Regions from separate parts of the Homo sapiens genome. Here region 2 is linked to region 1. The links are chromatin contacts, found by Hi-C or POLR2A ChIA-PET in ENCODE. All regions are on one chromosome and are shown on one strand. Each heading gives the region's core, a stretch centred on a gene start or an enhancer-like site at or near the end of the contact. The rest is flanking DNA. Distances are from core to core; before and after follow the strand shown.

Region 1 (5,160 bases), core at 935-3,434:
TCCTGAACTCAGGCAATCTGCCCACCTTGGCCTCCCAAAGTGCTAGGATTACAGGTGTGAGCCACTGCATTGGGCCAAAATCTGTATTACTTGACTCCCCAGAGCTTAACTGTTAATACCAACTATTGCCTGGAAGCCTTACCAATAACATAAACAGTTAATTAATACGTATTTTGTATATGTATTATATACTGTATTCTTAAAGCAAGCTAGAGAAAATAAAACATTAAGAAAATCATAAGAGAAAATATATTTACTATTCATTAAGTTTAAGTGGATCATCATAAAGGTTTCCATCCTGTTCAGTAGGCTGAAGAGAAGGAGGAGGAAGACAAAGGGTTGATCTTGCTATCTCCAGCTTAGCAGGTGCAGAAGAAAAAATCTGCCTACAAGTGGACCTGCGAAGTTCAAACCAGTATTGTTCAAGGGTCAACTGTATCAGAAAGATTTGACTACTATGAGCTAAGTGGTAATCATCATTGGTCTGAAATGATGATTTTTAGAAAGTGACTTTATTATATCACTGATAGAGATGCCCTATACTGAAATACTGAGATTACCAATACCTTGCCTGTACCACAAATGTATTTTTGCCATTTTGCTTTCTGTTTCTATAATATTTTGAATTCCTAACATGATCCAGAAGGCTGGGAGATGCTCCTAATGAAAGAGAGAAACCTGGAATGTTCTCCTATTTACCAGATTGCTTCCTCTCATACCCAGGTTTTGAGATATAAAGTTGTTACAAAGTTCCAACTTATTTGGTATCATTCAAAATCTGATGAGCTTGCATTTTAAGAAGTGTTGATCAGTTCCATTTAAAAGCAGTTGGTATGAGTTCACTTTATTTTTTGAGGTGGAATCTCGCTCTGTTGCCCAGGCTGGAGTGCAGTGGCATGATCTTGGCTCACTGCAACCCCTGCCTCCTAGGTTCAAGCGATTCTCCTGCCTCAGCCTCCCGAGTAGCTGGGATTATAGGCGCGTGCTACCACACCCGGCTAATTTTTTTTATTTTTTTATTTTTAATAGAGACGGGGTTTCACCATATTGGCCAGGCCGGTCTCGAACTCCTGATCTCAAGTGATTCATCTGTCCTGGCCCCCCAAGGTGCTGGCATTACAGGCATGAGCCACCATGCATGGCCATGACTTCACTTCAAATGAGCACAGAAAAATCTGGGGGCCCAACAACCTTATGGTACATCTTTTGAAGCCTGGTCAGACAAGAGGGTCTTTAGGTGATGGTGAAGTGACAGTTTTGAGTTGTCTTCTTTGGTAGTAAGTGTTGGCTAATTCTAACAGCAGGAACAATTGAGGAGTCCAACAAACAATCTTGTTCACATTGCAATGATTTTGTTACAGTTGACACTAATTTAAAAATTGGCAGGCTCTAGACCAGAAAGACCTGCCCCCAAAGTACCTTTTCTGAAAAAGTTGCCCTGCCTCAGATGCTGTGTATCTGTTGAACTTTTCAGCTACTGTGGTTTCCAAGGAATGCACCTCTATCAAAAATGAGCTTAATTCCTAAGGAAGTCAATTATTATTCCTCCATTCCAGCAAAGTCAACAAATATTGACAGCCCACCTTGAATCACTGTGCTGGGCCCTGGATGTAGCAGTGTTTTAATATTTCGACTCTTGTGGGGGGGGGCTTTACAATCTAGCTGGGCAGAAGAGGAAACATGCAAATAAATTAAAATGCAGGGTCCTATGAGGGAAATGAACAGCCTTGGTGACCTAAGTTTTGATAATAACATAACTAAAAGTTCGGCTCCACAACTCAGTAGCTGTGTGCCTTGGACAGGTCATATCAGATTAGGAAAGGTGAGAATGAGTTGAGGAACGCAGCACTCTGGGATCATGGTTCCAGCTCCGGGCAGAGGGTTACATCGTGTCAAGTGTGTGAAGGCAGAATAGCCTGCAGAGACCACTGTGGCGTTGAAAAGAGGTGTCGTCGCGACCTTCGGCGCCGGAGAGGCGAAACAAGAGGGGGTCTTCGGGCCCTCAGGTATGGCTCAGCCGCCCAAGGCGAAGCGCACGTGGCAGTTGGCGGGAAATCCCTGGGGGGTGGAGCCTCGGCTCGAGGTCCGGCCGCCCCGTACCACGTCATCGAGCAGCTCCCCCTCCCCTTGCTACAAGTCGCACGCGCGGAAGTAAACACCTCTACGTCATCAGGGCGCGTCCTCGTCTTTCCCCTCCCATCTCCTCAGATCGGTGGACGTGCTCGCCTCCACTCGGGGCCAGGTCTATGTCCCGGTTTCCCGCAGTCGCGGGCAGGGCGCCAAGGCGGCAGGAGGAGGGTGAGCGGTCAAGAGACCTCCAGGAAGAGCGGCTCTCGGCTGTTTGCATCGCCGATAGAGGTGCGGTCCGCGGGACGGTACGGAAGCCAGCGGGAGTTACGGCGTGGGGGTTTTGGTGGGGGGATGAAAGTACGCCTTTGGCAGGCTGAGAAGAGTAGTGAGGAAGCCGTGGCGTTCTCCTGGCTTTCCAAGCCCGAGGCGAACTTTGCGTCCAATGAGCACTTTGCCTTAGAGGGGGGCGGTCCCAGATTCAAGTTAGGCGAAAACCTTACTGGGGGGCGAAAAAGTGAACCCCAACGCCCGAAATGCATTCTGTTCTTAAACAGGCTCATAGACCCTTTGTTCTCTACCCATTCATCCCCCCCACCCTTCGTCGGGCCGCCAGCCTGCCTTTGGGTACAGTATGAAGGGAGCCAGTTTCCAGGAGCCAGTTTCCATGGTTACCCACCACTTGGCCTTCTGGGATATCAGTCGCTCTGAACAGGGACCTAACTTGAACCATGAATCAGAAGCAAACACAGGTGGCTTCTAATCCAGCTGAGAATTTTCTGCTGTGTTCCAGTTTTTGGTCTATTGTTAAATAAAATTGAGTTTTGTGCTTCTGTGTAAGTATGCATGTGTATACGTTGCCTTGAGCTATACTTGCTTTGAAAAGTACTTTGAGTTATGCGTGAACAAATGCTCAAGTTGCTGGATTTCACCAAAAAGTTGTTCTGGGCTCATTAACCCTCACTTACAAATTGCGCTCATTAACGCTCACTTACATGAGCGATTTAACTGAGAAGTCATGGATGATCCCGTCCAGCCCTAAAATTCTATTGCCTTTCTGGTTTTAGTCATGAGAAATTGAGTCAGAGATATCTTTACAAGTCTTTTAATTGACTTGTTTTTCTGTTATTACAGAAGAGAAAGGATGCACGTCCCAGGAGGGAGGAACTACTCCAACTTTTCCTATTCAGAAACAAAGAAAAAAGATTATTCAAGCTGTGAGGGACAATTCATTCCTTATTGTTACTGGAAATACAGGAAGTGGTAAAACAACTCAACTCCCAAAATATCTATATGAAGCAGGTGATTTTTTTCTGTTGTAATAATTGGAAATATTTTAAAAATATCCTCTTTTTAAAGGCCAGTAGGACTTCTGTACTCCATGATTGCCCAGTATTTGCTTTATAGTCCCGCTTCTCTTGGCACACCCCCTTCCCCTATGTCTCCTTTGCTTCTTTATGGTCTATTTCAGGTTCAAGAATTAGTTGGGATGGCAAATTTTCCCATTTTTAATTACCATAATAATCTCAAATAGAATTACATCTAGATATTCCATTTTATAGAATAAAGTTGTCTAGCAGTAGACTATTAACCATTGGATACTGAAATAATTTTGAGGGGTAAGAGATATGTGATATCTGTTGCTGCCATTAGTACTTCTTGGTTCTTTCTCTAGAGCATTATCAGGTAAATATTTATCCCCTGACTTTGCCAGCGCAAGCCAACTAACAAATTACCTTTAAAATACGTTAAGTAAAGTTAATAGGAGGCCTTTGGTTTGGACTGATCCCCCGCACTAGACCCAACAGACCAAACCAAAATGGAGTTACTCATACTGAAGTTCCACGCCACCAAGTCTAGAAACTAAATTTTTCATCTACTGAGAAATCAGGAGAAAGAGATAATAGCCAAATCCCCAAACAGACCAGTTTTAGGAGCATCAAGAAGTTTCCTCTGCTTTAACTTTGACAAGAAAAGTAACTTTGAAATGAGCAATCTGCTTTTTGTTTTCTGTTTCTGCTTTCCTCAGCCCTTTTCTGTCTATACAATCAGCCTCCTCTGCTCAGCTCATTGGAACACTGATTCTATTTTATGAGACGATGGGTTGATGTGATTCCAGAGTTAGAATCACAAAAGCCAATTAAAAAGTTTTGGCTGGGCACAGTGGCTCACGCCTGTAATCCCAGCACTTTGGGAGCCCGAGGTGGGCGGATCATGAGGTCAGGAGATCGGGACCATCATGGCTAACACAGTGAAACCCTGTCTCTACTAAAAATAGAAAAAAAAAAAATTCGCCGGGCGTGGTGGTGGGCGCTTGTAGTCCCAGCTACTCGGGAGGCTGAGGCAGGAGAATGGCATGAATCTGGGAGGCGGAGCTTGCAGTGAGCCGAGATCGTGCCACTGTACTCCAGCCTGGGAGACAGAGTGAGACTCCGTCTCCAAAAAAAAAAAAATTTTTTAGGCCGGGCGCAGTGGCTCAAGCCTGTAATCCCAGCACTTTGGGAGGCCAGGGCAGGTGGATCATGAGGTCAGCAGTTCGAGACCAGCCTGGCCAACATGGTGAAACCCGTCTATACTAAAAATACAAAAATTAGGCGTGGTGGCGGGCGCCTATAATCCCAGCTACTTGGGAGGCTGAGGCGGGAGAATCACTTGAACCCAGGAGGCAGAGGTTGCAGTGAGCTGAGACCGTGCTGTTGCACTCCAGTCTGGGCAACAGAGTGAGACTCTGTGTCAAAAAAAATAAATAAAAATAAAATAAATTTGTTGTAATTTTGTTTTTTGACAAGTGTCATTCAGTATGACAGAACTTTCTGTCATAAGGTTTGTAAAGAGCAGTATTATATTGGATATGATTTGCCTTAAAAAATAACAAATGTATTATTCTAATGCTTCAATCTAAGGTGCCATCTATTAAGATATATCACTATTTTATGTGCAGTAATCCCTTCTTATCCTTGGGAGATGCCTTCTAAGACCACTCAATGCCTGAAACTGCCAATAATACCAAACCCTGCATATACTATGTGTTTTCCTATACATACATACATACTTTTGATAAAGTTTAGTTTATAAATTAGGCATAGTAAGAAA
Region 2 (4,623 bases), core at 816-3,315, 400 kb after region 1:
AGCTAACAATGACACAAATTAAAAATAAACATATACAATAATAAAAGCTCACAGAAAATAAGTAACTGGATGCATTAAGTAGATTACCAATAATGAAAGAAAATTAACTGAATTTAGGAATGAAAACAAGTCAATGTTTTATTATGTCCTACCTGTTATATGCTGCATAACAAGTTTGACGCTCAGAATCAAAATATATGGAAGACTTTTTTGCAGCCACTTGAAGAGATAGCGGAATTCTGAGAAGGAGCTACTACCATGATCTCCAGATTCTGCGGCAGTATCATCAGTCAGCCTTGCTTCACTGTGGGAGTGACCCCGTAAGCGACTGTGTACACATCCATGGGCACAGCTATGGACACCTGACCTTATATTTCTGGAGCTTGCATTTTCTGCACATTCTTTAGGTATGGAGTTTATCTGGATATGAACATCTCCAGAATGAGGGCAAGAACCCTCTCCTGTCAATCTTGTGTGGACACACTGAGGGGTTGAGGCATCCTCACTGCTTCCAGTTCCTGGAGGACTGTGCAGTTGGCTACGATTGGCTTGCATGGCCCTTAAATACTTTTTCTCTGACCCAGATGTCTTTGCTTCAGGCCTCTGTCTCCTAAAAAATCAAATAAAAGATATTCTAAGTAAACAGGCAGTTAAATACCAGCAGTATATTCCTCACTGGGTATCCTTTATTCACTAAAGGAGTAGCAAATAATCACAACAGATGAATTTTCAGGTTATTTATCACTGGACTCCTCCCTTCTCCCTTAATGCCAAGGCTCTGCTGCCCTACACAAATGATCTTTTAGGGAACATTTGCACCAAAAAAAAAAAAGTTGAGCTGCAAATGCTTCCAGTTCTCTAATGGCAGAAGGCATCCGCAAAACAGTCATGAAGTATGGGTACCCAGCAGATGTTAATGAGCACCAGTCCTCACTGGGTACTCTGGTACATTTACTTTTCCCAAATGGTGCAGTTTCATCTCTGATGTAGATTCTACATCAAAGAAGTTTCATAAGGAAGAGTGAGCCAGTATTTTTTAATGGTTGGAAATGTTAGGAAAAAAAACAACATTAAATCTTAATGCCTTATTATCATCATAGGTAACTAATAATAAACACTGCACTTAGGTGACCTACAAATTAGATTTTCTGCTCAAGCAGCTTTCCCAAAGCTCATAAAGTTTCCAATAATTAATGGTGCCACCAATAATATTACCTCCCCGCGCAAAAGAATGTTACCTAAATACATTTAAAGCATAGATACTTTGGAGAGTCACCACGTAATTGCTAGGTAACTCTTTAGTCTGAATAAGCAGTTACACAGTCCGCCCAATAAAATGCCACCGTCGGTGGTGTGTGTATTACGGAGGGAGGGGTGTGAGGAAAGAGGACTCTAGCAGAGAAAGATCTCTCTAATAAATGATCCAGTGTGGACCTCCTAGAAACAGAAGAACAGAGTCGGAATCCCAGCTGACAAAACGCAGAGGCTATCCCACACTGCCGTGCTTTTCCCGTTTGTCTAGGAGGAGGCTAGAGTTAACGTCAGGGAATGTTCTGTGTCATTCTATTTCACTCCCAGGACTGAACAGTGGTGCAGTCACCGTGTCTGGCGGTTTGGGTTTCAGTGCTTTTCACTAAAGGCTTTCACCGAGGCCCCGACGCCACGGGTGTTATTTCGTCAAAACTGAAGAGCGACGTTGGACAGCAGGCTTTCAGTGTCTTTTCTATAAATAACATAGAACCCTCCCACTTTCCTTCATGCACAGACAAGAAAGAGGAGAAAAAAGGGAAGAAAATTCAACACAACTCTTCCGGAATCTCCGAGGGCAGAGTTCTCCACCCACGTCCGAGCCTCGAGTGCCTATTCTCCCCAGAGCCCCCTGCGCCGCGGCCCCTCGCCGCCTCCTCCTCTGCCCGCTTCCCCCAGGCCTAACCTCTCATGACCAGAAGCGGACGGAGGTGTCGGGAGCGACAGCAAGAACAGCGGCATACACCGCCTCCAGCCCTTCAGTCGGGGCCATCAACCGCAAACCCCGCAAGCTCTTCTCTCAGCCCGGCGGCAACGGCGGCGGCGCGCGCGCTCCCCGGACGTTCTCACGCGCGCGCGCGCGCCCTGCCCCGGCTCCACCTCCTAGCCCCGCCCCCGCACCGCGCCGAGTGGAGAGCTCACGGCTGCCGGGGTGTTTTGGCAGCGAGAACAAGCGAGCTGCGCCTGAGAACGGCCTTCAGGCCTGGCGCTAAATAATAAGTCGTTGTTATGTGTTATGTATTTATGTGGCATCCACCACACGCCTCCGAGATCCTGGGCGTTTTGAGGTTAAAAATGTTCAGGCTTGGAGAACCTACCCCTGGAGGAGTGTTAGGGTTTCCGGGCTCGGATGTCCGCGAGCTTGACGCCTGACCTAGTTGTGTCTGTCTGGGCGGTGACGTTTGGTCTGAGCTGACCTTTCCTCACAATCGTGAATTTGGGCTGTGAGGATCAGGCCTTGTCAGAACCCGAGATGAGAGGAGAGAGGTGCGGAGAGTCTGCGTGGGGTGGAAGTAGAAGTTAGAGTTGAAAAACCTGTCTTGCGTGGGGTATAGAGGACCCTACTGCCCTCAAAATAATTATGTTAATCTAAAACTGTTCTAAAATTAAAAGGTTATTAAGAAAACGAAGTTTAGGTCGGGCGCAGTGGCTCACACCTGTAATCCCAGTATTTTGGGAGGCCGAGGCGGGCGGGTCACTTGAGCTCAGGAGGTAGAGACCAGCCTGGCCAACATGGTGAAACCCGTCTCTATTAAAACTACAAAAATTAGCCGGGGGCGTTGGCTCACACTTGTAATCCCCGCTACAGATACTCGGGAAGCTGAGGCATACGAGAATCACTTGAACCCGGGAGGTGGAGTTTGTAGTGAGCCAAGATCGTGCCACTGCACTCCAGCCTGGGCAACAGAGTGAGTGAGACTCGGTCTCAAAAAATAAATAAATAAAATAAATTCTGTTAATCTAAAACTGTTCTAAAATTAAAAGGTCATTAAGAAAACGAAGCTGAGGAGGGGAGTGGTAGCTCACACCTGTAATCCCAGCACTTTGGGAGGCCAAGGCGGGTGGATCACAAGGTCAAGAGATCGTGGCCACATCCTGGCCAATATGGTGAAACCCCGTCTCTACTAAAAATACAAAAATTAGCCGGGTGTGGTGGTGCGTGCCTGTAATCTCAGCTACTCGGGAAGCTGAGGCAGGAGAATCGCTTGAACCCGGGAGGCGGAGGTTGCAGTGAGCCGGGATTAGCCACTGCACTCCAGCCTGGCAACAGAGCGACACTCCGTCTAAAAAAAAAAAGGTTTAGGCCTGGCGTGGTGGCTCACCCCTGTAATCCCAGCGCTTTGGAAGGCCGAGGCGGGAGGATCACTTGAGGTCAGGAGTTTGAGACCAGCCTGGCCAACATGGCGAAACCCTGTCTCTACTAAAAATACAAAAATCACCCGGGCTTGGTGGCGGGCGCCTGTAATCCCAGCTACTCGGGAGGCTGAGGCAGGAGAATCCCTTGAACCCAGGTGGCGGAGGTTGCAGTGAGCTGAAATCGTGCCACTGCACTCCAGCCTGGGCGGCAGAAGGAGACCCCCACCTCAAAAAAAAACACATTGGCTTTCTTTTTTTGTTGGGGGTGGGGGTAGGGGTGGTCGGCGGTGGTAGAAGGCATACTTAAGTCTCTCTGTGCTTACTAATTTAAATCTTTCTGACAGATTTCTGGTTCAGTAAGGGTGAGAGCCAGGCTCCAGACTATAGTGAATTTTCCGAGGAGATATGTGTAAGTATTCTAACATTTCAACTATGTCGTGGATATTTTTAAACTTCAAAATGTGTGAACATTTAGGAAACAGGAAAAAAAACAGAATATAACATAATTCAGCCACAGCCACAATGCAGCACCAATATGTATTAGTACACTGATAATTTTAGTACATTTGGTACATTTGTAAATTTAGAATACCAAATGTAGTGTTTAAATTCTCATCTTGGCCAGATACTACGGTTCATTCCTATAATCCTAGCACTTTGGGAGGCTGAGGTGAAAAGGTCGCTTGAGCCCAAGAGATCGAGAGCAGACTGGACAACATAGAGAGACCCTGTCTCTAGAAAAAAATGTTAAAATTAGCTGGGCACTGTGGCAAGGGCCTGTAGTCCCAGCTACTCAGGAGGCTGAGGTGGGAGAATCCCTTGAGCCAGGGAGATTAAGGCTGCAATGAGCCGTTATTGCTCCAGTCTGGGAACAGAGTGAGACCCTGTCTCAAAAAAAAAAAAAAAAAAATTCTCCTTTTGACATACTCATAACACTGCAGGTATATTAGTCCATATTTAAAGTTTATTAGTGCACTTGGAGCTGCATTTCACCCAAGTAACTTGACTGAAAAGTGACATATTTGAAGAAAGAAAGGACTGAATTGATGAGAAGATTTGACTTGGTGACAGGCTATTATCTGATAAATTTTCTTTCCACTGGCATCTGGACTGTTGGAAATAGACATTTTAATTTTAATTGGTTAATTCAAAAAGCATTTTCCAAGTACTTACTGAGTGTTAAGAATAATACTAGATGTTGGAGAGAGAGACATAATAAAGAGTCTCGGGCCAGGCATG

What was found. A loop is a pair of places that touch in the nucleus more often than their neighbours do. ChIA-PET counts read pairs that join two places held with the same protein, here RNA polymerase II (POLR2A). Pooled maps may share reads with other maps.
Region 2: a loop to region 1 is called in a pooled map, with 14 times the contacts of the local background. The contact joins the promoter of RNFT1 here to the promoter of DHX40 in region 1. A Hi-C loop is called at or near these places in 2 of 37 single-sample maps with no recorded cell type and 10 of 50 pooled maps. POLR2A ChIA-PET finds 5 or more read pairs at or near these places in 6 of 52 experiments (CD4-positive, alpha-beta T cell, CD4-positive, alpha-beta memory T cell, T-cell and 3 more).

Annotation. Positions count from the first base shown.
Region 1 is chr17:59,563,426-59,568,585 of GRCh38, forward strand. DHX40 (DEAH-box helicase 40) reads left to right here and starts at 2,185. Exons shown (of 18, transcript NM_024612.5): 1 at 2,185-2,358; 2 at 3,202-3,369. The coding sequence starts at 2,247. RefSeq lists enhancers at 1,866-2,408, 2,024-2,283 and a silencer at 2,694-2,823.
Region 2 is chr17:59,962,675-59,967,297 of GRCh38, forward strand. It overlaps RNFT1 (ring finger protein, transmembrane 1), which reads right to left and starts at 2,066. Exons shown (of 9, transcript NM_016125.4): 1 at 1,934-2,066; 2 at 153-610. The coding sequence starts at 1,989. It overlaps RNFT1-DT (RNFT1 divergent transcript), which reads left to right and starts at 2,422. Exons shown (of 4, transcript NR_110815.1): 1 at 2,422-2,514; 2 at 3,729-3,793. It also overlaps the pseudogene TBC1D3P1-DHX40P1. RefSeq lists a silencer at 2,007-2,136 and an enhancer at 2,167-2,436.